4 separate regions of the Homo sapiens genome follow, and all the other regions are linked to region 1. Evidence: chromatin loops called from intact Hi-C (ENCODE). Cell type or tissue: mammary epithelial cell. All regions are shown on one strand.

Evidence for each region. Hi-C counts contacts between places; a loop is a spot of excess contacts. Peaks named below come from ENCODE experiments on the same cell type or tissue, not always from the same donor. Only the 100,000 strongest peaks of a DNase experiment are listed, where the experiment ranks them.
Region 2: a loop joins it to region 1, with 7 times the contacts of the local background. A loop is called at or near these places in 27 of 110 quality-filtered maps.
Region 3: a loop joins it to region 1, with 20 times the contacts of the local background. A loop is called at or near these places in 31 of 110 quality-filtered maps.
Region 4: a loop joins it to region 1, with 17 times the contacts of the local background. A loop is called at or near these places in 36 of 110 quality-filtered maps.

The regions. Positions count from the first base shown.
Region 1 is chr15:34,583,540-34,591,539 of GRCh38, reverse strand. GOLGA8B (golgin A8 family member B) reads left to right here and starts at 7,889. Exons shown (of 24, transcript NM_001023567.5): 1 at 7,889-8,000. RefSeq lists enhancers at 2,918-3,212, 6,614-7,114, 7,099-7,168, 7,115-7,616 and silencers at 4,386-4,586, 7,739-8,000. In mammary epithelial cell, a CTCF peak has its summit at 3,362 (motif pointing right); DNase peaks (open chromatin) are centred at 3,039, 3,329 and 7,819; H3K4me3 peaks cover 1,641 bases; H3K27ac peaks cover 927 bases.
Region 2 is chr15:34,521,981-34,529,980 of GRCh38, reverse strand. GOLGA8B (golgin A8 family member B) reads left to right here. Exons shown (of 24, transcript NM_001023567.5): 17 at 1-14; 18 at 232-319; 19 at 707-963; 20 at 1,231-1,374; 21 at 1,509-1,609; 22 at 1,692-1,792; 23 at 1,904-2,059; 24 at 2,147-4,886. The coding sequence ends at 2,349. It overlaps MIR1233-2 (microRNA 1233-2), which reads left to right and starts at 1,610; the gene lies at 1,610-1,691. It also overlaps the pseudogene DNM1P5. In mammary epithelial cell, no CTCF peak of the experiment used is centred here; no DNase peak of the experiment used is centred here.
Region 3 is chr15:34,339,754-34,347,753 of GRCh38, reverse strand. NOP10 (NOP10 ribonucleoprotein) reads left to right here and starts at 4,618. Exons shown (of 2, transcript NM_018648.4): 1 at 4,618-4,734; 2 at 5,646-6,035. The coding sequence starts at 4,681. The coding sequence ends at 5,786. NUTM1 (NUT midline carcinoma family member 1) reads right to left here and starts at 4,439. Exons shown (of 8, transcript NM_001284292.2): 1 at 4,052-4,439; 2 at 1,719-1,812. The coding sequence starts at 4,057. RefSeq lists silencers at 4,586-4,685, 4,766-4,875. In mammary epithelial cell, a CTCF peak has its summit at 4,512 (motif pointing left); a DNase peak (open chromatin) is centred at 4,593; H3K4me3 peaks cover 1,013 bases; H3K27ac peaks cover 1,123 bases.
Region 4 is chr15:34,057,911-34,065,910 of GRCh38, reverse strand. It overlaps CHRM5 (cholinergic receptor muscarinic 5), which reads right to left. Exons shown (of 3, transcript NM_012125.4): 3 at 1-3,268. The coding sequence starts at 3,193. The coding sequence ends at 1,595. It also overlaps a transcript of AVEN not described here. Among named protein-coding and RNA genes, the nearest start is that of AVEN, 23 kb to the right of the region's middle. In mammary epithelial cell, a CTCF peak has its summit at 3,802 (motif pointing left); no DNase peak of the experiment used is centred here.

The sequences.
Region 1 (8,000 bases):
GAGCAGAGAAGCAAGGGTGGAAGTAGGGAGAGCGGTTGGAATTAACGATGGAATCTCAGCAAAAGATTCAGAAATCCCAGAGGGAGATGATAGTGTACCACACCCGGGTGAAAGATGGCTGCATTTTGAATGTATTTAGAAGATCTGTGCAGATGGGCTGAATGCAGATTAATGTGGAATGTGGATAAGGTGAAAAGTCAAGATTGAAGACAAGATTTTGAGTCTGGGGAACAGAAAGCTGGAATTAGCATAAAAATGTGTTAATGACTGAGATCAAGGGTTTAGGAGAGAAGATCAGTTTTGTTTTGAACATCTGAAGTTTCAGATATTTATAGACATTGAGCTGAATATGCCAAGTAAGCAGTTGGATATACAAGCCTGAAATTTGTGAAAGACTGGGTTCATAAAATAAATATGTTAATCAATATCATATTGATGTATTTAAAGGCATAAGTCTGAATGATATCCTCAAGATTGCAAAGAGTACGTCAGTGGTTTTCAGCTGAAGGCAATTATTTCTCCCCAGGGTACAGCTGGCAATGTCTGAAGACATTTTTGGTTGTCACAGTTGGGGAATGAATTACTAGTGGCATCTAATAGGTAGAGGCTATTAGAGACCAGGGATGCTGCTGAACATCCTACAATGCACAGGATAGCCCCACATATAAAGAATTGTCTGACCCAAAATGTCAGCAGAGCCATGGTTTAGAAAGCCTGCTTCAAAGGGTTTCTAAGAGAAGAGAACGGAACCAGAGCCTGGGCTCTCAGGTGTACCAATATTAAAGATGGCGGAGAGAAGGGGAGAAATTAACAATGGAGGTTAGGAAAGATGACCAGTGAGAAAGAATCACAACCAAGAGAATGTGGAATCCGTGCAGCCACGAGAAGAAATGTACCAAACAACAGGGAGAAATAAAAAGTGTCAAATGCTGCTGCTAGGCCAAATAAAAAGATACTCAAGTAACCACCACTGGGCTTAGCAATGCAGAGGTCACTGGTGACATTAAACAAAGAAGTTTCGGTAGAGCAGTGTGAGGTGAAAGCAACTTCCGAATGTTCGGCAACATACGATACATTTTCTGATCTGGTTATTGCCAACCTTTGAATTCAAAAATTAAACTAAAAATCATATATGGCTATAACCATAGCATAGTGAATCAGCTACTCTCTGACATCCTAATCAAATAGGTAATTTTAAGTGGGATGACTTTTTCCTGCTTTATTCCTCCCACTCCCCAGTTTACAACTTGTTAAATCGACTGGAATAAAATTAATATCTACCCAGAGACACAGGACTTTTTACTCAGATGAAGAATATTTTTCAAATAATTCTTTTGATACCAATTTTTTTAATCTTCAAACTTAAAAAAGACAATCTCAAATAAAATTATACTATATTTTGAATAGATGAACACTAAACTATTTTTTATATATACTTTAAGTTCTAGGGTACATGTGCACAACGTGCAGATTTGTTACATATGTATACATGTGCCATGTTGGTTAGCTGCACCTATTAACTCGTCATTTACATTAGGTATTTCTCCTAATGCTATCCCTCCCCCATCCCCTCACCCCACGACAGGCCCCGGTGGATGAACACTAAACTTTTTAACTATCAGGATTGTCCATTTTATATCCTTACTTTTAGTGGCTTAAATAAACCTCATTTTCTTTTATGGCAGTACATGTTTCTCACCTCTGTTCACAGAGTTTCTAATCTGTCTCTGATTTAATATGTCTCATAGTTTCTAATATGCCTCTGCTTTAAAGTACTTCCTAAAAATTTTATCCACACTACAGACTACAACTTGTCCATCTGGGAAGACATTATCTAAATACATTTATGATTGTAAATTCTCTTTTAGGACCTTTATATTAACCCCACACCCCGCCATTGGTAAGAAATCATATTTGAGAAAAATGTGGGAAAGCTAGCATTTGATTTGATGGCATTAATCACTGATATACAGATGTGCTAATTATTGACTTCAGCAGAACTTTTAACACAACTACTTTAATGAGTTTTTGAAGGGGAAAATGTTGGTTATATACTTTCTGACAAAAAATAGTCAAGCACGGTAGCTCACACCTATAATCCCAGCACTTTGTGAGGCCGTGGCAGGTGGATCACTTGAGGTCAGGAGTTCGAGACCAATCTCACCAATATGGTGAAACCCCATCTCTACTAAAGGAAAAAAAATACAAAAATTAGCCGGGTGTGGTGGCATGTGCCTATGACTCAGGAGGCTGAGGCATGAGAATCACTTGAACCCAGGAGAAGGAAGGTGCAGTGAGCCAAGATCGCACCACTGCACTTCGGCCTGAGCCACAGAGTGAGACTCCATCTCAAAATGAATAAATAAAGAAATAAAATAAAAATAAAAACTGTTTTTTTAAATGTAGGCAGAACTGTCTTTTGTCAGTATATAGATACGTGTGTATCTTCATTGGACTCAGTGGGGACAAAAGTTTTACTTCAAGTGCATATAATTTCATATTATCTTTAAATTTTGTCTTCAAATTGTATTATGTTTATAATTCAAGTTTTTTTTTCAAAATCAATGTCACAAACAATAAATGTTAGAAAAAAACTTTCATTTTTCTTGAAAGAAACATAAGACATATTACCTTTTATTTATTTTATCTGTGTGATGCTTTCCTTAAGAAAGGCATCTGTTTTGGAAATAAACAGAATTAATTTTAACCCATAACCCTGAAACTTAATAATTATAGAAACTAGAGTAGATTCTTTTACTTATCTGTGCTGCAGTTTTCTCACATAAAATGAGGAAAACACACTTACTTCATAGGGTTGGCAAAAGGGAAAATACTGAACTAATTTTGGGCTAAAAGTTTCATAAATTAGGTACACAAAATTAATACCTACTGATTTGGTTTGGCTCTGTGTCCCTGTCCAAATCTCATCTCCAATTGTAATCCCCACGTGTCAGAGGAGGGACCTGATGGGAGGTGATTGGATCATGGGGGTTCTCCTGATAGTGTTCCCTCAGGCTGTTCTCGCGATAGTGGGTGAGTTCTCATGGGATCTGATGGTTTTATAAGTAGCGGTCTCCCCCGCTCTTCCCTCTCATTCCTGACGCCATGCGAAGAAGGTCCTTGCTTCCCTTTTGCCTTCTGCCATGATTGTAAGTTTCTTAAAGCCTCCCCAGACATGCAGAACTGTGAGTCAATTAAACCTCTTTCCTTTATAAATGGCCCAGTCTCGGGTATTTCTTTATAGCAGTGTGAAAATGGACTAATACACGTATTGTTCACTTTTGAATGAAAAAACACAGTCATCTTGGAAAGTAGAGGGTTTCTCTTTTCTGTTACTCAACTGCAGTATATGGCTGCTGCCACTGGATGGCAACCAAAGACACAGAAAGACCAGGAATGCCTGAGCAACAGCCTACAGAGCTTCAGCATTTCAAAAGAAATTCTAACACATCAGACGAAAAACAAAATGCATTCAGTAGGTAAAAAAAATATGTAGTCTGTGAATTAAGTGGCAATTGTTTAACTAAAATATATTATCCTTCAACAAGTCATATTTTAATATGTTTTGAGAAAAAATATCTAAAGTAGTGATGGTCTCGTTCTTTTTCATCAGGACTAGCTCAGAGTATAATAAAGTTTTAAATGTTCAGCTTCCAAGGTATTTCTTTGATGGAACCTTCACTTAAAGAAGAGGTGAAGAACAGTGGAAGCTTATTCTTTATAGTAGATTATTGAGGTGAGGTTGCCGAGATTAAAAGTCACAAGTTTTGGAAATAGGTAGAATTAATTTTAACCTACAGATTTTAAACTTAAGAATGCACTCACGCCGGATGCGGTGGCTCATGCCTGTAATCCCAGCACTTTGGGAGGCCGAGGCAGGTGGATCACGCGGTCAGGAGATGGAGACCATCCTGGCTAACACAGTGAAACCCTGTCTCTATTAAAAATACAAAAAATTAGCCAGGCGTGGTGGCGGACGCCTGTAGTCCCAGCTACTCAAGAGGCAGGAGAATGGCGTGAACCCAGGAGGCGGAGCTTGCAGTGAGCCGAGATCACACCACTGCACTCCAGCCTGGGTGACAGAGCGAGACTCCATCTCAAAAAAAAAAATTAAAATTAAAAAAAAAAAGAATGCACTCAGGTAGATTCTTCTACTTGTCAGTGCTGCAGTTTTCTCATACGTAAAATGATGAAGATATGTCTATTTCACGCGGTTGGTAAAAGGGAGAAAATAAACTAATTTAGGCAAAGGTGCCCATTGTTAGGCTTGGCATATAGAAGACACAAAGCAAATGGTAGCTATTACTGATTCTGTGATAAAAATGGTTAAGTTTTGTTTATATTTGACTGGATCAAAAGTGAAATGATCCATATATGATCTTTTACTTATTACATGTGTTGATGCTGTCCTGAAGAATATCTTATAAATAAAAGGTTAGATTTGTTAGTCAGTATTGAACTAAATCAGTACATCTTTTCTGTAAAATGCGACAGCACCTAACCATTCTCAGTACAGCATAGGCACTGTCATAAGTATAGCATTTGTTTTGTTAACTTTTTAGGTACACTTCTTTTAAACTGAAAGCCAGTGTTGGACAAGCAAATGCAGCTTCAAAATGGCAACAGGATAAGGATACATTTTTTTTTTTATGCTTTAAGTTCTAGGGTACATGTGCACAACATGCAGGTTTGTTACATATGTACACATGTGCCATGTTGGTATGCTGTACCCATTACCTTGCAGGGTTGTTACATATGTATACATGTGCCACGTTGGTGTGCTGCACCTATTAACTCGTCATTTACATTAGGTATATCTCCTAATGTTATCCCTCCCCCTCCCCCCACCCCATGACAGGCCCCGGTGTGTGATGTTCCCCACCCTGTGTCCAAGTGTTCTCATTGTTCAATTCCCATCTATGAGTGAGAACATGTGGTGTTTGGTTTTCTGTCCTTGAGATAGTTTGCTCAGAATGATGGTTTCCAGCTTCATCCATGTCCCTACAAAGGACATGAACTTATCCTTTTTTATTGCTGCCTTTTTTATAGTATTCCATGGTATATATGTGCCACATTTTCTTAATCCAGTCTATCATTGTTGGACATTTGGGTTGGTTCCAAGTCTTTGCTATTGTGAATAGTGTCGCAATAAACATATGTGTGCATGTGTCTTTATAGCAGCATGATTTATAATGCTTTGGGTATATACTCAGTAATGAGATCGCTGGGTCAAATGGTATTTCTAGTTCTAGATCCTTGAGGAATCACCACACTGTCTTCCACAATGGTTGAACTAGTTTACAGTCCCACCAACAGTGTACAAGCGTTCCTATTTCTCCACATCCTCTCCAGCACCTGTTGTTTCCTGACTTTTTAATGATGGCCATTCTAACTGGTGTGAGATGGTGTGTCATTGTGGTTTTGATTTGCATTTCTCTGATGGCCAGTGATGATGAGCATTTTTTCATGTGTCTGTTGGCTGCATAAATGTCTTCTTTTGAGAAGTGTCTGTTCATATCCTTCGCCCGCTTTTTGATGGGGTTGTTTGATTTTTTTTCTTGTAAATTTATTTATTTGTAGATTCTGGAATATTAGCCCTTTGTCAGATGGGTAGATTGCAAAAATTTTCTCCCATTCTGTAGGTTACCTGTTCACTCTGACGGTAGTTTCTTTTGCTGTGCAGAAGCTCTTTAGTTTAATTAGATCCCATTTGCCTATTTTGGCTTTTGTTGCCATTGCTTTTGGTGTTTTAGTCATGAAGTCCTTGCCCATGCCTATGTCCTGAATGGTATTGCCTAGGTTTTCTTCTAGGCTTTTTATGGTTTTAGGTCTAACATTTAAGTCTTTAATCCATCTTGAATTAATTTTTGTACAAGGTATAAGGAAGGGATCCAGTTTCAGCTTTGTACATATGGCTAGCCAGTTTTCCCAGAACCGTTTATTAAATAGGCGTTCTCTCCTTTCGTATCTAAAGGAGTTTTATGGACAGGCTGATGGTGGTTATGTGCATGTGGGGAGAGCTTAGAGTGGGAGCTAGTCATTACACTGGTGGACCTTTAAATGCCACGGTAGGGAGGCTTCCTCCAGAGGACCGACAACTACACTAGCAGCACCCACTCTCACCAGGCAGTGTACACAACTCTCTTTGGAGAGAATCTCTGATTTTTTTCTTTGGGGTAAGTGACTGGCTGCATCCATGATTTGGGGGGAGGGGCATTAATTGTCCATGCTGGATCTTCATTTATTCTACCTGTTCCAGTCCCATTTCCACTCTGCCCTCTGTGATACCTGCACTGCACTGGAGCCTGGAGGCTCCCTGAGGTTCTCACAGACGGACGGGTCAGCCACCCCCGCCCCCGGGCTCCAGACCCTCTTCGTATGTTCTGGCCTTGTGCCCTCGAATCTATCCCATAGATCTCTAAATCCTCTTCATCTTCCAGATGAAATCATTCATCTGCTAACGACTTCCTTCTGCCCTCTTTGTTATGTGGCTTAGACTTTTAAAAACACTGATCCATTAGTTGAATGGAAGAAGAGGATATAAATGTGATTTATCAGACCCCATCTTGAATCCCATTCATTTCACAGCTGCTGTCCTAACTCAGGCTCAGGGTGTGCAGAGGCCAAGTCCACACTGTATCTAACCCTAGTGCAGCTCAGGATTTGGTTTTCCCCAGCCCGTTCTCCTCAGGGTCTCAGGTCAGGCCCTCAGGGCAGCAGGAAGATGGGCTCTCCTCAACCCCCAGGCCCCCTGTCCTTCTGTGCTCCCCCTCCCCCCCGCCCCCCCCCCCGTCTTCAGAACTTCCCATGCCACAGCTTCGCCTAGTCCAGCCACAAGGAGAAAAGAAAACGAGGGCAAATCACCAGGATTTGGGGGAGCGAGGCAGCTGAGGTCCCACTCTGCACAGACTAGGCACCTTGTGCCTCTCCCACGGCTTACCACATCTGCCTGGGACTCAATGAAAGGGCCAGAGGGCCGAAGGTGACACCGGAGTCTCCAGCACGACCTTCGCCCAGGGCCTCCAGGGGATTTCGATTTCTCGCGCTGTGGGGGCGGAAGACCGGCTCTCCTGGGGATGTGTGTGAGTGTCTGGGAGTGTGTGCTCCCCAGGGCCCCGCGGAGGTCAGGGTCCTCTCCATTCAGGACAGCAAGGAGAGAAAGGCCTGGAGTGAGGCCCTGGGGCTGGGGGCTAAAGCAGCAGAGTATCAGAAATGGGGTGCTAGGGTGGTTACTGGGGACCAGCAGGGAAGACTTGGAGTCCAGCATGCGCCTAGGGGTGCTGCGGTGGGGAGGCAGCAGGGGGCCTCCCCTGCCCGATGGGGCTTTCGGAGGCCGCGATCCCCGAGGGTTCCTAGCTCTAAGGTCCCCGCTTACAGCTGCACCGGGCAGAGCGAGCAGGGCGCAGCGCCGCGGCCGGGGCAGGATGCGGAGCCTCGCGTTCACCGGCTTTACCCGCGAGACCAGACCCCTGCAACTCCCCAGCCAGCAAGGCCGGGACGTGCTTCGGGCATCTGTGTGCTCCCCAGGGCCCGGGACGTTCGGGGCGCTGAGCCGTCCAACGTCTGGGTTCCAGCCCCGGTCCCGTAGATCCTCCCGGCTGGACCCGGGTCCTGGGTGCACCCGCCCGCCCTGCCGATGTCCCAGTGCCGGGGCCAGGGGCCGCAGGGCCTCGTGAACGCCCGGCACGGACGCATCTTTTTCTTCCCTCTCTTCCCCGCGCGCGGTGTCGCCGGGAAGCGTTTCCCGGCCCCAGTGATCCAAGAGCGGGTGAGGTAAAGCGGCAGGGACCGGGGCGCGGGCTCGGCAGCCGCAGCTCAGTGCGCGTGCGCCAGGTAGCGGCAGCCCTGCGTGCTTTCCGTACTCCGCTTGCGGTATGTACCCGCCGCTATTCAGCTTCCGGGCTAATTAGCAGTCGCGGTGTGCCGCTACGTGCGGGCTCTCAAGGAGCTCAGCCTCCCGGACGGAGCCGGCGGCTGCGGGGCGAGGACGGCGGCGGACC
Region 2 (8,000 bases), 62 kb after region 1:
AAATGTCGCAGGAGGTGAGATCTGACCCTTCAGCCTCCCGCCCCACCCCCCCCCCACCAACAACTTAAGATAGGTCACTGGATCTTTCTGGGCCTCTTTAAAATGGGAATAGTGCAGCCAGAGGTGGTCCTGGGTCTGGGCTTTGTGGAGGTGGGGGCAGAGAGGGAGATGGGAGCCTGTCCAGCCACCAGCCCCTCTCTCCAGGGCCCTTTCCCCCTGTGCTTTGGGCAGGTTTGCACATTGAAGGAGGAGAAGAAGCATGATACGCATCGGGTAGAGGAGCTGGAGAGGAGCTTGTCCAGACTCAAAAACCAGATGGGTAAGATGGGGCTGGCATGACCTGGGAGCAGGACTGGCATCAGAGGGCTGTGGGGGTGGCTTAGAGTGCCCCAGGGAGGTGGGTGGATGGCAGGGCTTTGAGGCAGAGGGAAAGAGGTCTGTGCCAGGAGACAAGTCTTGTCATCTCCCTGAGCCTCAGTGTCCCCATGAGCAAAGAGGGCCCGTTGTCAGCCACCCGCAGTGCTCTCTATCTGAAAGTGGTTTGGAAGACTGGCTACCATCCGGGTGCGAGGGATCGTTAGCAGTGAAGCCAAGTTTGGGAGCCTGAGAGGAGCTGTGCGCCAACAGGAGGGTGTTTTGTTGTTTTTTCTGTTTTGATTTTTGTTTTGAGAATCCAGAGGCCCTTATGATCTGCTTCCTTTCTCAGCTGAGCCACTGCCCCCGGATGCCCCAGCAGTGTCCTCTGAGGTGGAGCTGCAAGACCTGAGGAAGGAGCTGGAGAGAGTGGCAGGAGAGCTCCAGGCTCAGGTGGAAAACAATCAGTGCATCAGTCTCCTGAACCGTGGGCAAAAGGAGAGGCTTCGCGAGCAGGAGGAGAGGCTTCAGGAGCAGCAGGAGAGGCTTCGGGAACGGGAGAAGAGGCTTCAGCAGCTGGCCGAGCCACAGAGCGACTTGGAGGAGCTGGTGGGTTGCCCCACCTGGGGAGCCTGCCCTCCTCCCTAGCCCTCCAGGCCTTTGTTTCCCCACCTGTAAAATGGGGCAGTGTAGCCCTCACATGAAATATTACTTCCAAAGGCACCTGTGAGCCAGAGCTTTGCTCTGGTGGCTGTGGGAGAGAGGAGAGTATTTTTCTAACTTGGCTCCACCCTTCCCGGTGCCATGGGAGGCAGACACCAAGTTCTGGGGTCTCCAGCTGCAGTGGGTGGCTGCTGATTGCTTCTCTCTGTCCAGAAGCACGAGAACAAGAGCGCACTGCAGTTGGAGCAGCAAGTAAAGGAGCTGCAGGAGAAGCTGGGCCAGGTGATGGAGACGCTCACCTCGGCCGAGAAGGAGCCAGAGGCAGCAGTCCCAGCCTCAGGGACTGGGGGCGAGTCTGTGAGTGGGGAGACCCTCCGGGCCCTGCAGGAAGTCATGGAGAAGCTGGAGGGGAGTGAGTCCTAGCATGGGCCAAGAAGGGCAGGGCTGGGGCAGGTCGCTGCTGAGATGTGACCCCATTATTTTGGCTCCAGAGCGGCCTTATGGACCTCCTGGAGGAGAAGGCGGACCTGAGGGAGCATGTGGAGAAACTGGAACTTGGATTCATCCAGTACCGGAGAGAGAGATGCCATCAGTGAGTGGGAGGCCAGGGCACGGCAGGGGGAGCTGCAGGGCTATGGGAGGGGCCCCAGCGTCTGAGCCCTGTCCTCCCGCAGGAAAGTACATCGCCTTCTAACAGAGCCAGGGGACAGTGCCAAAGATGCGTCACCGGGAGGAGGCCATCATCAGGCTGGCCCAGGACAAGGAGGAGAGGAAGGTAGGGTGTGCAACATCCCTGTGGGGGTGGGGGTGGGGTGGGGGTGTGGGTGGGGTGGGCATGAGGGTGGGCGCCAGCAGCGGCCTGACAGCTGAGCACCCGTCCCTTCAGGTGAAGCTGCTGGAGCTGCAGGAGATGGTGTTGCGGCTTGTGGCAGCTACAGCGAGGGGCACGGCAAATTCCTGGCCGCTGCCCGGAACCCTGCTGCTGAACCCAGTCCAGGAGCCCCAGCCCCCCAGGAGCTCGGGGCTGCCGACAAGCATGGTGGTGAGTAGAGCCCCCAGGCGGGGTGAGCAGGCAGGAGCGGGGGGCGGCTAGCACTCCACTCAGATCCCCGCCTCTCTCTCTCCAAAGATCTTTGTGAGGCGAGCCTCACCAACAGCGTGGAGCCTGCACAAGGAGAAGCCAGGGAGGGTTCTTCCCAGGACAACCCTACTGCACAGCCAGTCCTGCAGCTCCTTGGTGAGATGCAGGACCACCAGGAGCACCCAGGCTTGGGCAGCAACTGCTGTGTGCCATGCTTTTGCTGGGCTTGGCTGCCGAGAAGAAGGAGATAAACACCACCATCATCAAAGAGCTGCTCAAGAAATTTTTAAAAACGAAACAAAGTTATGGGGTTAATCTCCTACACAATTCATTTACTTCATTTGAATGTTAGAGCTACTCATGATTATTTGTGTTTCTAATTTATAGTTTAAGTTTATTTGTAAAAAGTTAAAAGAGAGTGGGTCTCTGTGCCTCTCACTGATGTTCACTCTGGCATCCTTTAGCATTTTTCTTTTTTCATTTCATAATTGTAGGTCATTAGCATGCATATCGAGTTTGCCCTTACGTGGTGGGAGTTCAAACACACAAAGACCCACTCTTTGCACAAAACTGTTCTCGCTGGTTTGGAATAGGCTCCCGTGCTTTTTTAATGTTATTGCAGCATGGATGTTCATTACAGAATTCAGATAAAATTTGCTAATGTTCTGCTATGATGTTTGATCTCATCTTAATCACAGTGAGCTCTTCCATAGCTCAATATGCGGTTTGCCCTCAAGTGTGCACTGTTTATTACTTTGTAATATGCCACTATGAGTACTGACACTTAGAGCTGTTTAAAGGCCGAGAACTGGAAACAGCCTTTCCTCCATTTTCTGTGTATTGGTGATGGGAGTGATAACCTTTTGGGGGAGCTTTCTAAATCTCGCAGAAGAGGAAAGTGGCCTGCTCTGGCAGGTATGTGCAGGATACAGTGTGTTTCATCTGTTCCGGTGCCAAGAATGAGCACTGTACTGTGGCAGTTCCCTTTGGATTTGTATGTGCTCTGGGCTCATGAAGATATTGCATCGTGAGCTGCAGCAGTTGCACTCTTTTTCAGTGACCTAAAAATGGCTTATTTCCGAGGAATGAAAGGCTGCCATCGTTGGCTGTGGATGTGGAAAACCTTTCCTAGCTTAGAGCATTTGTATCTACAATACATTTTAAAGTCAGAGTTCGTGTTCCCTGTTTTAATCACATGACTACCTGTCCCAGTACACGAAAGGGCGCTGGTTGGCATTCTTCTTAATGTATTTAGTAAAGATCATAAGACATCCTTTAAGAGTTTAAATGTCTCTGAAACAGGCATACAGGCTCTAGTCAAGAATGAATTAGAGTGAAGGAAAGCTGTGTGACACCTGGCATTCCTCTCTGTTCATGGAGCTTCTTTGAGGCTTGAAGTTTGATTTTACTATCTAGACCTCTCTGGCTAATACCTATTCTTCAACCACCTCGGTTACTCTGACATAGGAATTTACTTCTTTTCCTTGAGTGGAAAACACTTTAGAAAATAATAACAAACATTATTATAAACTAATATATGTGAGAGTACTTAGTTGAAACAAAAAGGAATTTTAGTAGACAGTATTATATTATCTTTGAAAATCAAGGAGAAGTTTATGCAACTGAAAATGTTTACACACTGTGCTGCAATCTACTGTTTGTGAATGTCAATGTATTATCAGGAAACATGTCTATACGATCGCAGAGTTGTATTTCCTCACAAACTTCTTTACGAAGAGTGAAATATGTTTTTGTACCTCTCAGTTTCAGTCAGGGACATATTTTGTGCAATATTTCTGTGATTGTGCCTATGCGTGATGAGTGAATGCATTTCAATCATACATTGCCTAAATCATAACTTGATGATGCTTGGGAAAGAATCAACAGTTAAAACTTCATGAAGTTCTAATGTCTGTGTTCCAAAACACATCACATTATTAGGTTGTAGGGAGATATGTATGTGTGCTCCCTGGGGTGGGGAGTTTTCTAGTTACTAGACCATCTCCATTTTTAGCACTTGGCAGCCTCATGATCCTTTTATAAATAGGAGATTAACAGGAGAGCAGCAATACGATTTTGCCAATGGAATAACAGATTTGCCGGCATTCACTGAAAGAGGGCAGATATTGGGTCCTTGTGACTTCAACTGACTCTTCCGAATTGTATGAATTTATCAATGTATTAGATAAACCCAGTTTCAGAATAATAAAGAAAAAATATTAGACCAAATAATGTGGCTAATAGTGGTATGATTTCTAGCCCGTGGGTTTAAAACTGTATCCTAAAGAGTCATTTTAAAATAATATAAATATTTAAAAGTGTAACTGCTATCTTTATGTTCTGAAATAAGTTAAAACATTTTAAAATATGAATACTGTAGTTTAAAAGAAAGAAATGGTGGGAAGGAAAAGTAGAGAAAGAAATGCCAATTCCAGTCCAAAGCTTTGTTTGCCAAGTTTTCTTAGAATGAATTTTACCAATGTATGGGTTCTTGTTAACAGAATGTGTAACAGAAATACTGAAAGACTTTTGCCTAAAGTGGCATTATTGACTGCTGGTGTGATGCTACTGTAATGTGATAAATTATTAAATTGTTGCAAAGTGCTGTTTTTGCCTTAAAATTTTATTTTGCGCATCTTGAAAATTATAGTATTAAAGGTATTGATACTGTGCAAATACTGGGCATGCTTGGCATGAGATAATCTGTTTCATTTTCACAAAATTGTAGTATAACTATGCAAGTGTTTATTAAAAGAACACAAAATAAAAAAGGTATGGGATTAAAAAAGTTATGGGGTGAAAAAGTTATTGGATAAAAAATGTAAAACTGTTGTGGCAAAAAAGTAGAAAAACGTTTTCTGAAAAGTTACCAAAACAAAGTTATGAAAAAGAAGTTATGGGATTTAAAAAAGTCATGGAATAAAAATAAAAATTAAAAGCAGGCCCCTGTCAGCAAAGCCTGGAGAAGTGGGGCCGGAGTCTCCACCGCCACCATGTCCCTACCACCCCTTCCCAGGCACCCCTTTACAATTAGGGTAGCAGGACAAGACCTCTGTCTAATGGGGAAAGACAAACAGACCCTTTGCCCCCTCGATCAGGGCTGAGTCCCTAAATTTCTGGATGATGATGATTGTTATTTAAGAGCCAGAGGCTGGTGGAGTTGGTTTGTTTGGAGGAGGCCTGATGCCCCCCTTACTCTCACCATAGCAACTTTTCCCTCAGGGGGGCTCCCACCTTCTTATTCAGAGAGGCAGGACAGTGGGGCTAACTGTGGACCAGGCGAGGGCACGGGCTGCTGGGGTGGCCCCCGTTCCCCGGTGTACATATTGTGTCTGTGTAAGGTTTTGTATATTCCAGAGGGTAGGGCCGCCCCTGTATCATACCTAGCTGAGGTTGGAGCCGGCACATGGGGAGGAGGTTGTAATAATTATTTGTGGCTGCGAAACTTATTTATTGCTAGCATAAGACAGAGGAAGGAGGCGGGGATGGGGTTGTGGCTCCCTGGTGATGCGACTCCTGTTTATTTTGCTTTTTATTTTGGAATATATGGATTTAGCCATACTGCCCGACCTGGTGTGTTCCCATTTCACTCACTGGGTCCTGGAGTTTGTGCCACCAAATGAGGAGCCCCAGAGTGTCTTGAGTGTGTCCAGCTAGGCTGTTAGGGACCTTCCAGGCGTGTTACCTGTATGCTGCCTAGTGGCGCCTGGGGGATTCCACGGGGACTGCCATGGTGCCTATGGGGCGCAGTCCAGCCCTGACAGCCAACAGGCTCGGAAGCCTGTTGTAGCGGTGGCCGGGAAGACAGGTACCAGCACCTAAGGGCACTGACTTCCACCCACCCCAGGCGTCTTCCCTTCTGTCCCCTTCCTCCCTCCCCTGTCTGCACCTGGTGGCCTGTTCTCTCTGTCCCTCCAGAGTGCCGGCTGCCCGGCAGGCTCCCTTCAGGCTGAGTTCGTGGCCCTGCCCCCTGGTGGCCAGAGCCGGCTTCACAGGACAAGAGCCAGCTAAGTTCCAGGGGCTTTCCAGGAAAAGTGTCCCTTGGAAAGGGTATGGCCTTTTCACCCCTCCAAACAGCACCCTAGAAATGGCTTGGCCTTTCCCCTCCCCTGAGCTCCACAGAGAACACAGCCAGCAGAGGACACACTTCCCCGTCATCCAGAAATGGGTTTGATTCTCAGCCAAGGGACAGCAGGACTGGTAGAGAGTGTCAGGCCACACAGCTGCCTGCACAGCACTCCCATGCTTGGTGGGGGGCGGGAGGGATGGCGGGGGCTGACTCTCCATAGGCCAGGCGTGACAGGGAGACTCACCGGAGGTCTTGCACTTTGGAGGGGCAATGTCGGGACAGCTTTCTCTTGTTGGGCCACAAGACTCCAAGAGGACAGCACGGTGACTGATTCCCAGCACTAGAGGCGAGGCCGTTGGCCACATGTAGGTGTAGGGGTGTGTGTGTGTGTGTGTGTGTGTGTGTGTGTATGGGTATTTATAGATATTTATAGAACAATGCGAGGGCATACCACAGAGGGGGGCACAAGTTTCACAACAGTCACACCTGGACGTGTCAGCTCACCACTACAACAGACTAAGTCACAGATGAAGGGGGCTGGCTTTGGGGCTGGGGGAGCCACTGCCAAGTCACAGAACAGCCGCCCAGGCAGGCTTGGAAAGGGAGGCCTCCGAGAAGAGGAGGGATCTGTTTAGAGGTCGAAGGGGGGCGTGGGGCTCTCAGGATGGGATGGACTTGCGTGACCCGATCGGCTGGCAGTTGGAGAGAAAGCAGAGAGAAAAGAGGAGAGACAAAAGGGAGCAGAGAGCTGGTGAGGCCAGTGCGGAGCACAGGTGTGCCACAGCAGCTGTGGGAGGGCCAGGGAGGGGAGGGCGCAGGTGCGGCTGTGGCAAGGTTCCTGGAAAAGAGGGGCTGGAAGGGAAAGGGGAGGAAGATGGAGGGAGGAGCCGGAGCTTCACAGGTAGTGCCTGGGGACTGTGGCGGCCCTCCCCACCCCACACATGCTGGCCTCTTCCATTGCACCCAGGCAGTGTACCCACAGGTCAGACCAACGCTCGGCCCCTTTGGGCTTCCCTCTTCTCTGGTCACCAACCAACTTGTCTTCCAAGTCGTCTTCCAACCTGTCTTCCAACCAACTGGTCCAGGGCCACCTCTCACCTTGGGGAGCCCAACGTAACAGCCACCAGGCCTGACAGAAGGAACATCGCTCGAACAAGGATGATGAAGCTAAATGGGATGGATGGTTGGAGTGATCGCCGGAGCCCCCTCTGGGTGGTCAGGAAGCTCAGGACCCTCTGAAGGGACCCTGGGGGAGGCAGGGTGGGCAGGCAGCCGGATGCCACTGGCTATAAACTTATAAGTCTAAGAGGGGAGCCTCAGCTTGTTGGAGATTGCAGGTCCCATAGGTGAGGCTGGGTCCTTCCTCCCAGGGAAAGAAGAGGGAGACCATGGCAAGGGAGGTGGGTGGGCTTGCTGGGCAGAGCTCAGCTGGGCCAGCAGGCACTGTGCTCCCCTCGGCTGAATAGCAGGGCCAACCTCTAGGAGCAACAAGCCAAGGTGCGTGAGCCTGCTGGCTGGTGGTAGTGCTTCAGCGGAGCCCAGGGACCCTGCCTTCAGTCACATGCTAGCAGCTATGATGGTACCTGGGAGGGAGGGAAGGGGGCTGTGTGCCCCTACCTGACCTGTGAGGTGTGTTTTGGGTTGACCGTGTGTATGGGACTCTCGAGGTTTTATCCTAGATCACCACTGTTTTGCCGACAGATAGAGGAGGTGGGACCCTATCACCCCTGCTCTGCAGTGGATTTGGCTGTCAGCACTCCAAGGCATCCAGGCTGGGAGCTGGATGCCCCACCCTGGCAGCATGGCTCAGACAGCACAAAAGGCATGGCGTGC
Region 3 (8,000 bases), 240 kb after region 1:
AGCCTCCTGTGTAGCTGGGACTACAGACGCCCACCACCACGCCCGGCTAACTTTTTGTATTTTTAATAGAGACGGGGTTTCACCGTGTTAGCCAGGTTGGTCTCGATCTCCTGACCTTGTGATCCGCCTGCTTCGGCCTCCCAAAGTGCTGGGATTACAGGTGAATTCCTCCTTTATTTTTAAATTTTTTTGTAGAGGCCGGGCACGGTGGTTCATATCTGTAATCCCAGCACTTTGGGAGGCCAAGGTGGAAGGATTGCTTGACTCCAGGAGTTTGAGACCAGCCTGGGCAACATGGCAAAACCCTGTCTCCATTAAAAATACGAAAATAAGCCAGGTGCGGTGGCATGCACCTGTAGTCCCAACTACTTGGGGGGCTGGGGTGGGAGGATCGCTTGAGCCCAAGAAGTTGAGGCTGCAGTGAGCTGAGATTGCGCCTCTGTGCTCCAGCCTCGGTGACAAAGGAAAACTCTGTCTCAAAAAAAAAAAAAGAAAAATTGTAGAGATGACGTCTCGCTATGTTGCCTAGGCTAGGCTCAGACTCCTGGCCTCAAGTGATCCTCCTGCCTCAGCCTTCCAAAGTGCAGAGATAACTGGTGTGAGCCACCACACCCCATCTGAGTTCTTCTTTAGACCCGAAGACTCAAAGCACTGATTCTCAACAGGTGAAAGAGGGGATATGGATGGGGAACTTGCATAGTTTGCAAATGTCCCCCAAGTGATTTTGATCTTACTTCTCGTTGAGAATGACTGCATTAAAGAAGTTGCTTCTTTTTCAACAAGACACACAGACCCCTATCTGCCAAGAAGAGACAAGCCCAAGCCATCACTGCCTCTAAGTGCTGCTTTTTTTTTTTTTTTTTTTTTTTTTTAGATGGAGTCTTGCTCTGTGGCCCATTCTGGAGTGCAGCAGCACGATCTTAGCTCACTGCAACCTCCGCCTCCTGGGTTCAAGTGATTCTCCTGCCTCAGCCCCGCAAGTAGCTGGGATTACAGGCACGAACCACCACATCCAGCTAATTTTTGTATTTTTAGGACATACGGGGTTTACGCCATGTTGGCCAGGCTGGTCTCAAAAACCTGACCTCAGGTAATCCACCCGCCTCGACCTCCTAAAGTGCTGGGATTACAGGCATGAGCCACCGCACCCGGCCCAAGCAGAGGCAGTTTATAATACATTCCAGCCTAGTTTTCAGGAAGGCATTTCTCTGCAACAGATAACTACAGATTATCTTTTCCCACTAAGGTCCTTCCCACCTTACCCTCCCATCCTCCATCCTCCACATCCCCTTCCCCTCATAAGCTCAAGCATGGCAAAATCCTAGAACAGGCTCCAGTTGCCTAAAAAAGACAGATGAACTTGGGCCTTCCCCCTTGAAACCTCTCTGTGCCAGTCCTAAGACACATACCCCTGATCCTCTCTCCCACCACAAAAACACATGCGGAAGTGTCCCCTGTTCAAGAGAATCAAGTTGCTAATTGCCATCCTTTCTCTATACTCAGCATGTGTCCTCAGAGACACCTTAATCTGTCCTTAAGGAAGTCCTCTTCCTTCCCCAGCCCCTAGTCTTAAAGGTACAATCTCCTTCCCTAGCCTCCCCAAGTGTGATACCTTTGACGGGGTGTAGCACCTCACATTCCTTTAGGTCAGCCCAGAGAGCTTGTCTCAAAGGATATGAGCAGGTACCAGAAATCCTCCTCACCACCTGCAGACTTACCTCCATCTGAAGCCATCCTCTCAGGTTTGGGCACTAACTGTGGCTGTCTGGAAGCCTCCAGAATGAGGCAGTCAGGTCCAGGACCCAGAGTAACCTGGCTCCAGTAGGTGCACAGGGATCCAAGGAAGGGAAGGTAAAGATCAGATCACACAGAACTAGAATACGGAACTCAAGGCATTCTGCTGTGGGGGAGGGGAGAGGGAAAAGTGGGGTGAGGGTGGGGACAGATATTCCATGAAGGGTTCTAGTAAGTATGAAAAAACCAGGAATTCCCTTCAAACTACAGTTTGGCAACACAATTGATGTTTGCCTCTTTAGGGCTATTTGTAAACTTTTTCTCAGATTCCCAACACATTACAGTTTTACCGTTTGGTTCACTACACTTCGATTCTTCACCAACATATCTCATTTTGTGTCCTTCCATCCCAGCCAGTTCTGTAACTGACTTCCTATTAACAGCAGGTTGACTGTAGACCCCTGACTTAATTCAATGATGGCTATATTTTCTGAACTAAATTCAGAGTACATTGGTCTATACACGTAAGGATCAAGGGAACTAAAGTTTAAAATTAGAATTGTCAGATGATCCAAGGTGCTCGATTGCTGTGTGCACATCATTTCCTTGGAAAGCTGTCCAATCTACTAACATAGGCTCTGTACTCCACAGACGCCTTACCCTTTGCTGAAAAGCCTCACTAAATAAAAAAGCTGCCATGCAGTTTAAAATTTCAAGAGTAGAAAGTCCTTCTTTTTGTTAAATTATTTTGGTTTAAACTTTAAAAATAAAATTTATCTGCTAAGGTTCCTGGCGACTATTTCAGGCCAGTAACTCCCAGAGCATCCTCTACAGCCACAGCTTCATCCAAACGTGGATTTCCCCCAAAAGGCCTTCCCTGGGGTTCATGGCATCTTTCTTGCTTCCTCTGAGATATCTTTTCTCTTTTCTAAAGACCTGAAGGCTAAAATCATCATTTTCCTTTCTAACAAAATTAACTACTTAGATTTAAATTTTTTTTTTTAAACAGAGTCTCGCTCTGTCACCCAGGCTGTAGTGCAGTGGCGTGATCTCTGCTCACTGCAAGCTCCGCCTTCCGGGTTCACGCCATTGTCCTGCCTCACCCTCCTGAGTAGCTGGGACTACAGGCACCCACCACCATGCCCGGCTAATTTTTTGTATTTTTAGTAGAGACGGGGTTTCACTGTGTTAGCCAGGATAGTCTCGATCTCCTGACCTCATGATCCGCCCGCCTCAGCCTCCCAAAGTGCTGGGATTACTAGGCGTGAGCCACCGTGCCCGGCCTTTAAAAAATTTTTAACAGGTAATAAATACATTAGCAAGGTTCAAAAATCAAACTGCGTAATAAAATACATAGCAATAAGTCTGCCTCCCAACCCTTACCCCTTTCTCCTGCAACTAAGTTCTCTATCCCAGAGGAAACCAGTATCATCTGTTTCTTGTGAATACTTGCAGAGATTTTTTATGCAACTACAAGTAAATACAAACCATATTCTTTTTTTTTTTTTTTTTTTTTTGAGACAGGATCTCGCTCTGTCGCCCAGGCTGGAGTGCAGTGGCGTGATCTTGGCTCACTGCAACCTCCGCCTCCTGGGTTCAAGTGATTCTCCTGCCTCAGCCTCCCGAGTAGCTGGGACTACAGGTGCCCGCCACCACGCCCCGCTAATTTTTGTATTTTTGGGGGTTTCACCATATTGGCCAGGCTGGTCTCGAACTCCTGACCTTGTGATCCACCCGTCTCAGCCTCCCAAAGTGCTGGGATTACAGGCGTGAGCCACCGCGCCCAGCCACAAACCATATTTTTTTTTCTTTAAGACGGACCCAGGCTGGAGTGCAGTGGTGCTATCTCAGCTCGCTGCAACCTCTGCCTCCCCGGCTCAAATGATTCTCCTGCCTCAGCCTCTGAAGTAGCTGGGACTACAGGCGCCCACCACCACGCCCGGCTAATTTTTCTGTATTTTTAGTAGAGACGGGGTTTCGCCAGATTGGCCAGGCTGGTCTCGAACCCTTGACCTGTGATCTGCCTGCCTCAGCCTCCCAGTGTTGGGATTACAGGCGTGAGCCACCGCGCCCCGCCAAACCATATTCTTAAAAAAAAAAAAAAAAAAGTGCAGGTTTTTCTGGTTACACAGTTAATATATATTCCAATGCTTTTGTCATTGTAAATAATGGCGTAACGATGATCTTTGTAATGATATTTTGGTTCTCATTTTCATTTCTTTAAACGAGAGTCTTATAAGGAGAACTTCTATATTCTTTTAAAAATTGTAAAAACTCCTAGAAGGTGCACTTTATTACGTTATTATTAGCTACTCACCACCATAAGAAAGAGCGCTGAATTTGCGGTAGGGACCTAACTTTAAATCTTGGTTCGACCGCTGAAACATGCTTCACCAGTTTCATAAAATAACTTTACGCTCTTTCGCTTTACGGAATATTGATACTCAACATGCATTCTTTACCGCCAACGCTTTGAAATGGAGCAGGGGAACTGGATGTAAAAGAGGGGAGGGAAGAAAACCTCTTCTTTCTTCCCTAGGGTAAAGGGGCTCTGAATCCTGGAGCCCTTGTTTCTTCAGGCATTGAAAACTCACTGCTCCTGAAATGGGTGTGTATCTTGAGACAAAGACAGGCTTCTATACGTCAATATTCTATCCACATCCATCCCTACCCCCCTCTAACGCCGTGTACCTAGCACACAGTAGGGACACTCCACGTGTTTTAGCCTGCAAAGTTGCAAGTAGGGCCCCAAGCCAAGCCCTGCTCTCGTGCGCCCCCTTCTGGCTAGCTGAAAACAAGGCAAAAATTGACTACATTTTCCGGAGTGCCAGGAGAGAGAGACTTCCGGTTATGCAGGAAGGAAATTGACGAACACGTGACGCGGTCGGGCGGACCACTGCAGACTGAGCGGTGGACCGAATTGGGACCGCTGGCTTATAAGCGATCATGTTTCTCCAGTATTACCTCAACGAGCAGGGAGATCGAGTCTATACGCTGAAGGTGAGGAGAGAAAACAGGGTGTAAATAGGCATGGCGAGAAATGTAGATGGGAGGAGTGGGTGAGGTCATACGTGGAGTTACCTAGCTGGGTGCGGGGAACCAGAAAGTCCAGAACCGAGGTGGGGAAGAACCGGGACCGCGCGACTCATTTTTTAATTAAAAGAAAAAATTCTGGCGGGGCGCAGTGGCTCCCGCCTGTAATCCTAGCACTTTGGGAGGCCGAGGCGGGTGGATTGCCTTAGCTCAGGAGTTCGCGACCATTCTGGGCAACACTGTGAAACTCCGTTTCTACTAAAATACAAAAAATTAGCCGGGCATGGCGGTGTGCGCCTGTTATCCCAGCTACTCGGGAGGCTGAGACAGGAGAATCGCTTAAACCCGGGAGGCAGAGGTTGCAGTGAGCCGGGATAGCGCCATTGCACTCACTTTTCCTTTTTTTTTTTTTTTTTTTTTTTAAAGACAGGGACTCGCTTTGTTGCCTAGGCTGTAGTGCGGTGGTGCGGTCTCGGCTCACTGCAACCTCCGCCTCCTGGGCTCAAACAATCCTTCTGCCTCAGCCTCCCGAGTAGTTGGGACTACAGGCGTGCGCCACCATACCCGGCTAATTTTTGGTTTTGGGGTTTTTTGTTTGGTTGGTTGGTTTTGTTTGTTTGTTTGTTGTAGAGACGAGGTTTCGCCATATTGCCCAGGCTGGTCTCAAACCATCCTCCCGCCTCGACCTCCCAAAGTGCCAGGATTACAGGCGTGAGCCACCGCGCTCGGCCTTTTTAAATTTTATATTTCTCTATTTATTTGTACAACTTTTTGAGTTGACCATTGCATCTTCTATTTTCATGTTTGCCCTTTTTCGCGCTGGCCCCACCCCATTTCATCACTCCTGTACTGACATACATTCTGTGTTCCTGGAGCAGAAATTTGACCCGATGGGACAACAGACCTGCTCAGCCCATCCTGCTCGGTTCTCCCCAGATGACAAATACTCTCGACACCGAATCACCATCAAGAAACGCTTCAAGGTGCTCATGACCCAGCAACCGCGCCCTGTCCTCTGAGGGTCCCTTAAACTGATGTCTTTTCTGCCACCTGTTACCCCTCGGAGACTCCGTAACCAAACTCTTCGGACTGTGAGCCCTGATGCCTTTTTGCCAGCCATACTCTTTGGCATCCAGTCTCTCGTGGCGATTGATTATGCTTGTGTGAGGCAATCATGGTGGCATCACCCATAAAGGGAACACATTTGACTTTTTTTTCTCATATTTTAAATTACTACAAGATTATTAAAGATAAAATGATTTGAAAAACTCTTATTTTGTGAGTTGTTGGAGGAAAGGATTGGCAGTATTTTTTTAAAGGGAGGGAGATGATAAAGGAGAGTACCCCAGAGAGTTGCAACAATACCACTTGGAAGAAAAACTTCAGTCCTGCTGTTGCAAGAGTGGTCATGTGCTGTTCATGATAGGAGGGTATTGGGGAAGAAAGATTAAGACTTTCACAGCTGTCAGCATTCACTGAAAAATACCTCTGTTGTCACTTAACGTAATTTCTTGTCCCTTGAAATAAGATTTTGATTAAAAATGGAAGAGTACTTGTAAAAGTAATAGGCATATTACAGACAGAGGTCAGTGAATTGAAAGTCAGAAGACCAGTATTTGCTTTTTGTATAACTTTGAGAAAGTTACTTAACCTGTTTAGTCTGATTTTTCTCCTGATTAACTTATCTTTGAACTCAAATTGATTTAGTGGTGGGCCTTTCTTTTTTTTTCTTTTGAGACAGAGTCTAGATCTGTTGTCCAGGCTGGAGTGCAGGGGTGCAGCCTTGGCTGACTACAACCTCCGTCTCCCAGGTTCAAGCAATTCTCCTGCCTCAGCTTCCCAAGTAACTGGGATTACAGGTGCACGCCACCACACCTGGCTAATTTTTGTATTTCTTTTAGTAGTGACAGGGTTTCGCCATGTCGGCCAAGCTGGTCTCAAACTCCTCACCTCAAGTGATCCACCCACCTCAGCCTCCCAAAGTGCTGGGATTACAGGCATGAGTCACCACACCTGGCCTGGGTCTTTCTTTTTTTTTGAGATGGAGTTTTGCTCTTGTACCCCAGGCTGGAGTGCAGTGGCGCCATCTTGGTTCACTGCAACCTCCGCCTCCTGGGTTCAAGCTATTCTCCTGCCTCAGCCTCCCGAGTAGCTAGGACTACAGGCGCACACCACCATGCCTGGCTAATTTTTGTATTTTTAGTAGAAACAAGGTTTCACCTTGTTGGTCAGGCTGATCTCAAACTCCTGACCTCAAGTAATCCGCCCGCCTCAGCCTCCCAAAGTGCTGGGATTACGGGCATGAGCCACCTTGGCCGGCCTAGTGCTGCAGATTTTAAAATTGCTTTGTGGAGTCTGTATTTTAATTCTGCAATCTTTATTTTCTATGATAAAAATTCTAGATTCCAGAAGCAGATATAACTTAAATTAGCACAGATGTGATTTATGAAGACATACCCTGGAAATACTTTTTTTTTTTTTTTGAGTCAGGTCTCACTCCTGTGGTCCAGGCAGGAGTGCAGTGATGTGATCACAACTCATTGCAGCCTCTACCTCCCTGTCTCAAGCGGTCCACCCCATTTTTAAATTTTTTATAGAAACGAGGTCTCACTATGTTGCCCAAGCTGGTGTTGCACTCCGGGCTCAAGCTGTCCTCCTGCCTTGGCCTCCCAAAGTGTTGGGATTACGGGCGTGAGCCACAGTGCCCGGCCAGACTTTGCTTTTCTTGGATCTTGCTATTTGACCATCCCAGCAGAAAAGTTCAGGATAGTTGTGGGTTGCTGAAAAGAAAAAAAAAAGTCTCTCAACTGGAGTCATAATTAATAGAAGACAGATGATTTTGAAATACATTACTGAAACATATAGGAATGGTGAAATGAGATACTTGTTTCCTGTCAAGGAATTTTATTTCTTAGCCTGTTCACTTACTTGCAGGGTTCTTAACATTGGATCTGAAGGATTTTAAAGAGTTAACTTAGAGAAATTGTGAAATGGGATACTTGTTTCCTGTCAAGCAATTTTATTTCTTAGCTTGTTCACTTACAGGATTGGATATAACATTGGATCTGAAAGATTTTTAAAAGTTATCTTATCCAATTAAGGGGATAATGATTGGAGACATGTTTCTTAAGCACCAAAGTCAGTAAGTGAATTTTGCTACCAGTTTTTTAATGTTGGCTGCAGTTCTGCCTTTATCTTACAAAAAAGAAAAAAAAAAAAGAATTAGCATTGCT
Region 4 (8,000 bases), 530 kb after region 1:
ACTGAAAAGGACCCGGCCTACACTAAGACGCATGAAGTCTGGTGATTTTTAAGTCCAGCTGCAGATGTAACCAACGAGTTAAATAATGTCTGACAGGAGTGCTTCATCTTTAAAATCCTTGCTGTGTACCACACTACTGCTTCTTTGTGGACTTTTGTCCACAAAGGTCCTTTGATTCCGTTTGTTTATACGCACTTAGAGATTTCAATTAAGTGTGGTTTTTAATAATCCTCATGCTGTCATGCATGTCAACTGTTTTATTTTTATGTATTACTATGACCTACACTTTGTTTTTAAAAATGAAGCTTTCAGATCATTTTCAGCTTCATCGCACCCTCAAGTGTGCTTTTCTGGCCTTCTCATTTGTGACCGAATTTGGAGAGGAATAAAGAAGTCATTTTTAGGCCCTGATTTGAAGGACCTATAAAAAAAGACTTTCTACCCCCACCTCACCCCACAACCCCCTGCTTGGAGGCAGCACAGCTGACCTGCTTGCGTCTTGGTGTGAACTGGGGATCTGAACAAGGGAAATTGGAGGCTGCAAAAGGGCTCTGGAAGAAATTCAAAAGCAAATCTGTTTTCCACATTTTGCTCAGGTTTGCCCTGTGAAGAGATTAGAAAGCAAGATCTCTGAAAACAATATAAGAACCTTAATTCAACAGCCTGGAGAAAATCTTCAGCCAGTGAAGGGCTCTTACACAATTAGTCTTCCTAAGAACAGAGCATAAATAAATGGGTTCAAATGGGCACAAAATAGAATGCACAATATCTGTTTAGATAAAAGAAAAAATTTCCACTGGCAAAAACTAAAATAACTGACTGTGGAGACTTGATCCATCTTTATTAGTAGAAAAGAGGCCCCTTGAAAGGACTGGGTATGACCAGGTTTCAGTCCTTCCAGACTCTGGATTCTGAGAGGAAGGATGGTTCCCTGGAGATCAGCATGGGTTCAGTGAGTACAAGGAATTGACATTGGATATGAAAGGGAAGAGCAAGACCTTCACTCAGATGTGGGGACAGGAAAACAAACCACAGTATAGTATAGACCACATAATAGCTGCATAATAGATAGTGATCAGTTTATGAAGATACATATTCTTAGAAGCCTGTTGAATATCAGTCTCGTTAACAAGTGACACTGTTGTACATTCTCCTGCTGGTTCTCACTGGCACAAGACAGCTTCATAGACACATACATATTGCACAAAATTCTATGACAGGTTTCCACAGGAAAAGGTTTCCACCTGGTCTCTGCTGTTTCCTACAGAAGGGGCATAAGTTCCCTGAGTCACTGTTCATTGTTACCCAGTGTGCTTCCTCTTGTGAAGGGCCATGAGCCTATCCCTTTACTTCATTGGCAAACTCCCCTGGCATCAAATGGCCTTGGTCATAGGCAAGAGTCATTTAATATGTCAGCAATTGCTGCAGCTATGGCCCCTTCCATTTGGCAACCAAACTTGAGCCTTTACAAAAATCTTCAAGGACTCAAAATGAGATGTCTTCTTTTTGAAAATATACAAACCAGAATCAGCTTGCTCATCCTCAGAGGATGTTGACTGTGGTCATTGTTCTTTCGAGAGGAGTTGTTGACTTTTCAGGGTAGCTTGCTGTTCCCCTGCCAGTACAACTTCTCTTCCACTTTTTTCTTTTTCCATCGGCAGAGAAGCAGCATCTTAAAGGTCTTCCTGAAGGTTCTGTTGCAGAGGGCATAGCAGATGGGGTTGACAGTGCTATTGACATAGCACAACCAATAGCCCAAGTGCCACAGGGTGACTGGGACACACTTGTCACAGAAGGTAGAAACCAGGACCATGATGTTATACGGGGTCCATGTGATGATGAAGGCCAGGAGAATGGCACTCAGTGTCTGGGCTGCTTTCCTCTCTTTGACTAGGACCACTCTCTTTCGTTTGGTCATTTGATGGCTGGGGTTGGGATTGAGGCCTTTCGTTGAAGGTTCCTTGGCCACTGGGAAGGGGCAGGGCATGATTTTCACCTTGTGACAGCCATTGTTGGTCTCCTGGTTCCCGTCAGCTTTTACCACCAATCGGAACTTATAGGCCACACATTTCTGACTCTTGGGTCTATGAGCAGCTGCTGGAGACAGAAGGTAGTTTGGGGTGTCATAGTCACTTTTTTCAGTTTCAGCTTTCACAAAAGTTTCCTCAGTCTCTTCAGCACTGAATTCTTCCCCTGGGCTTTCCTTACCCTGACTCTTGTAGACCACTTGGAGGACAGGGTCAGTGGCGGGCTTGTCCTCATCCTCTGAGGAAGGGTAGCTGCTACAGGTGGTGAGCTGCTCAGCTTTGGCCCAATTGGCGCTTGGGCCAGTGGCTTGGGATGGCTTCCCAGTGGTGGAGGTGCTCCTGCGGGAGGATGACCAGGAGGCCTGGTTCCTTTCCCGCTGGGCCAGGGTGGGTCGAGGACAGCGCAAGCAGGATCTGAACAGAGCCCTATGAGCTGGCTTTCTCTTCTCAGCTTTGGTCACAGAGTCAGAACCCTGGAGGTCAGCCAGGTCCTTGGTTCGCTTCTCTGTTTCCCGGTAGATTCGACAGTAGAGGATGGTCATGACAGAAACAGGGATGTAGAAGGCAGCAATGGCAGTGCCAAAAGTGATGGTGGGCTCAGAGAGAAACTGGATCTGGCACTCATCCAGTGGAACTGTCCGCTTCCCAACCAAGTACTGCCAGCAGAGGATTGCTGGGGCCCAGAGGATGAAGGAGATCAGCCAGGCCAAGCCAATCATGATGCCAGCCCTTTTCGGAGTACGCTTGGCCCGATATGTCAAGGGTCTTGTGATGGAAAAGTAACGGTCAAAACTGATCACCAGAAGGTTCATGACAGAAGCGTTGCTGGCCACGTAGTCCAGTGCAAGCCAAAGGTCACAAGCCAGACTCCCGAGAGCCCAGCGTCCCATGAGGATGTAGGTGGTGTAGAGGTTCATGGAGAAGATTCCAATGATGAGATCTGCACAGGCTAAGCTGAGCAGGTAATAGTTGTTAACTGTCTTGAGCTGGCTGTTGACTTTGAAGGAGATCATGACCAAGACATTGCCCACAATGGTGATCAGGCTTACCACAGCAGTCACAGCTGCAATGGTGATGACTTCCCACAACCTGTGGCGTTCCAAAGGCTGGTGATTTACTGGGGTGCCATTGACGGTGGTTGCATTGTGGTAAGAATCCCCTTCCATCCTGGTGCAAAAATTTTACAGTAAATAGTGTTAGGTTCTAGGCTGTTTTCTATTTCAGCTCTTCTTGGCCAGCATCTGGAAGAGAGGGAAACACATTAGCTTCGCACACCAGCATGATTTTCTTGTCCATCCATTGTTTATAGTTTTTTTTTTTTTTTTTTTTGAGACAGAATCTCGCTTTGTCACCCAGGCTGGAGTGCAGTGGTGCGATCTCAGCTCTCTACAAGCTCCGCCTCCCGGGTTCAGGCCATTCTCCTGCCTCAGCCTCCCGAGTAGCTGGGATCACAGGCTCCCACCACCACGCCCAGCTATTTTTTTGTATTTTTAGTAGAGACGGGGTTTCACTGTGTTAGGCGGGATGGTCTCGATCTCCTGACTTCGTGATCCACCCGCCTCGGCCTCCCAAAGTGCTGGGATTACAGGCGTGAGCCACCGCGCCCGGCCCATTGTTTATAGTTTCTAATGGAATATTAAACGTGGCTGCACACATATTCAGAGCAAGATGCTGAAATCTCTAAAGTTTGATCACCTATTTTTAATGGCATCCTTTTGCTTTTTGTTGTTACCTATGGCTGAGTGCCCTTCTTATGCATGAGGCTGCTGCCCTCTTGTGGCAATTTTAAAAAGGGCTGGGAAGACGAGGAGGGTGAAGGGAAAGGAAAAAAAATGGATTGTTGAGAAGCAGTAAAGAGAGGAAAGCAGGGATGTTAAATCACTTTAGATTGCAATGATCATAAGGGCTGAAACCCTATATTTTTAAGATCCTGGTGATAAATACCTAAATCGTCATGCACTGGGGAAAAAGTGGTATCTATTCTATAGTCCCAGTCTTGATTATTAAACATTACTGAGGTGCCGTTGTGAGCCAAGACCATATTATACCACCTCTCCTTGCCCTAATGCACAAACTCCAAGTGCATATCTGGTTTTCATCTAGGGGGTTTTACATTTGCCCCAGCTGCTGAAGATAAGGACCTTCTCTCTGTTCCTGAACTATTTGCAATATCATAGAATTGTTTTAGGTTATCTTTTTTCTGGTTATAGAGTAATACATTCCTTATAAAAGCTCAAACAATGTCAAAATGTAAATCTTAGAAAGCAAAAGTCTCCTCTAATTCCACCTTGCAGAGGTAATCAATGCTAACAGTTTAGTGTATATTTTGGCATTTTCCCATATGCATATACTAATAAATAAATATTTAAATACAATTTCCCCTATGCATATACTAATAATTATTTTAAATGGGTGCCTTTTACCATTTACAATTTGAATTTTGTTTTTTACTTAACAAATGAATTATCACAGACAGCTTTTTATCAGTACATCTAGAGCTACCACTTTCATTGTAATGACTGTACATTATTCCACTTAATGGATGTACTATATTTAATTAACCCTCTGTTGACAAATTTTAACTTTCAAAACTAAAATGAAATTTTCCCTTTGTAGATTAAAAAATCTATGTACATGATAAAGATTTCAGTGTGTACTAAAGGGTAAATTGTAGAAATTAGGTCTCCCTCCCACCTCTGACCTCCAAGCTTGCAAGCTCCCCATTTTCAGAGGTAACCACTGCTACCATTTATTTTTCCTTCTAGAGATATATATGCATACAACATAAATTTGATGATATATAACAAACACCACCTTGACATGATAATGGGCGGTAAAGGGAAAAAAAAAATCTTTTTTTTTTTTTTTGAGACGGAGTCTCGCTCTGTTGCCCAAGCTGGAGTACAGTGGCGCTATCTCGGCTCACTGCAAGCTCCGCCTCCTGGGTTCACGCCATTCTCCTGCCTCAGCCTCCCCAGTAGCTGGGACTACAGGCGCCTGCCACCACGCCCGGCTAACAGAGTCTTGCCCTTGTCACCCAGGCTGAAGTGTAGTGGCACCATCTCGGCTCACTGCAACCTCTGCCCCTTGGGTTCAAGCAATTCTCCTGCCTCAGCCTCCTGAGTAGCTGGGATTACAGCCACCAAGCCTGGCTAATTTTTGTACTTTTTAGTAGAGATGAGGTTTCGCCATGTTGGCCAGACTGGTCTCGAACTCCTGACCCCAGGCGATCCACCCACCTCAGCTTCCCAAAGTTCTGGGATTACAGGCGAAAGCCACCGTGCCCGGTGAAAATCTTTTTGATGACCCTTAAAATACCCCATGTGGGCAATTTTATTTAATGGGGTATTTCTGCTCTGCCTATGGCCAGTCTTGACACTTTTTTGATAACAGTAACTGACAGAAAGGTGACAAATTTGCAAAGGGCTACAGTTTTCTTGGCTTTGCTTTATATTTTCAGCTGTAATTTTGGGTGTTTTCATAACACCTCAAATTCAATATGGAATCGAGTTGATGATATTGTCTTGCACCGGAAACCAGATTCTCCCATCTTCCCAATCTTGCATGCTTCTTCACCTCCCAAACACATGCAGTCTAACTGACCCACGAAGACTCCTCTTTTTGGTCCCTCTCCATTCCTGCTGCTACCAACTGTCAGCTTATACCTATAATACCTCGGTGTTATCAACATTCTTCAAGTTGTTGAAGCAAATTCTAAGGTTGCCAGGTCATTAGGTAGAGATTCCCCAGCATCTGAAAAGACCAGTTACTCTACACTCTACAAATCTCTAGGCAAATGCCATCACAGATTATCTTCCAATGGTCAGATCTAAGCCACACAGTGCAAAAAAGGGCCTGTGGAAATCGCTTTCTCCTTTATTCTTTCTTTTCTTCCTTCCTCTCCTGCCCCTCTTAAATATTTGAATGTTTATTATGGAACAGACTCTAATGCTGGCGATACCATGGAATAGGCTAATGTCTCTGCTCTTTAGACACTAGTTGGGAATGTAAATAAATTAGCAGATAGAAATAGCAGGGGTGCAACATGCCATAGGGGCACCTGTGAAGGACCTCCAGCCTCGTTGAGTGGACATGGGAAGCACTTCCTGAGGAAGAGACCTAAGAGTCGAGACTTGAAGAATGAAGTCACCAATAGCTAGGCAAAAGGTGGGTGGAGGCTGGGGATGCTAGTGCCAGAATGTTTCAGACAGGGAAGGGAAGAGCTTGTTTGTAAGCCCAGAGGCAAAAGAGGAGGAATGGAAAGAAACAAGGTAGCTGGAGCCAAAGAAAGCTGAGAAGTGAAAGGTGAAACTGGAGAGGCTGGCAGGAGAAGGAGGGACAGGAGAGGACCTAAGAGAAAAGTCAGCTTTATGGGAGAGCTGTGTCAGCTATTTCCAGACTCCCCATCTACTCTGAAGGTAGTCCCAACATCCAGGTGTTGGGGAGCATTAGTCCGGAGAGAAGTAGTAAAATGATCTGACCGCTTGCTGAATTTTTTCTAATCAATTCTTCAAAATAGGAATACATGGTGTTTTGGAAGGATTTAATTTTTCCACTTAATTTTATTATCAGGTCATAAGCAATTTATGGAAGTTTCTGGGAATTTGGATGTGCACATACTCCTTTGGACACATGTATAGCCTGGGTACTTCTTTTTCATCTGTTTCCTCATTAGAAAAAATAAGGAGGCCAGGTGTGGTGGCTCACGCCTGTAATCCCAGCACTTTGGGAGGCCGAGGCGGGTGGATAGCCTGAGGTCAGGAATTCGAGACCAGCCTGGCCAACATGATGAAACCCTGTCTCTACTAAAAATGCAAAAGTTAGCTGGGCATGGTGGTGTGTGCCTGTAATCTTAGCTACTTGGGAGGTTGAGGCAGGAGAATTGCTTGAACTCAGGAGGTGGAGGTTGCAGTGAGCCAAGATCTTGCCACTGCATTCCAGCCTGGGCGACAGAGTGAGACTCTGTTTCAAAAGAAGAAAGTTAAGAAAAAAAGGAAATTGGACTATGGGAACTAACATACCTACATTTCTATGACTTTGTATATTATATTGTGTCAAAAAACAAAATTAAAACAATTGTAAAGATCTCAGTTGGCTTTATTTGTGATTCTAGAATCAGGCAATTCTTCATTTTGTGAAATAAATGTTCTGATGAGCTGACCAGAAGAATTTGGCTTTATAGGCAGAGAAGGCCTGAAGAAAGCAGAAGCAAAGAACAAGGGTGTATTAGTTACTTCCAGACAGAACAACAGAAAATAACTGGTTAGTTAACATCAGGTTACTTCAGGCTGTGTGTGTGTGTGTGTGTGTGTGTGTGTGTGTGTGTGTTAGAATTAAAGCAGAGAGAACTTCCTTATTATGCTGATTGAAGATTTATAGTGGCCTGTTTGGGAAATTGGCTCTCTCTCTCTCCTGATTTCTCAGGTCAAATAACAACTTAGTTTAGGTTTGTTGACTTGGAACTTTAGTATGGGTGGCTCCATTTTGATTTTTATTCTGGTTTGTTGGAGCCTAGTTCAAGAGCTTAGTCCAAAACAATGACCTCCTGTAATTTTTTATTTATCAATAGTGTGATGGTTAATTTTATGTGTCCACTTGGTTAGGCTACAGTACCCAGTTGTTTTGTCAAACACCAGTCTAGATATTGCTGCGAAGGTATTTTCAGATATGATTAATACTGAAATCAGTAGAATTTAAGTAAAGAAGATTACCCACCATAATGTGGGTAGGCCTCATTCGATCATTTGAAGGGGTTAAGGGAAGACTGAGGTGCCGAATGAAAAGAGCAAGGAATTCTGTCACCAAACTGCCTTAGAACTCAAGACAGCAACATTGATTCCTGCTGGATTTTCCAGCTTGCCTGCAGATTTCAGATTTGCTAGCCCCTACAATCATGTGACCCAGTCCTTTAAAATAAAAATAAATCTCTCTCTCTCTGATAAATGGAATAAGCTCTTTGCTAAAAGGGAAAAG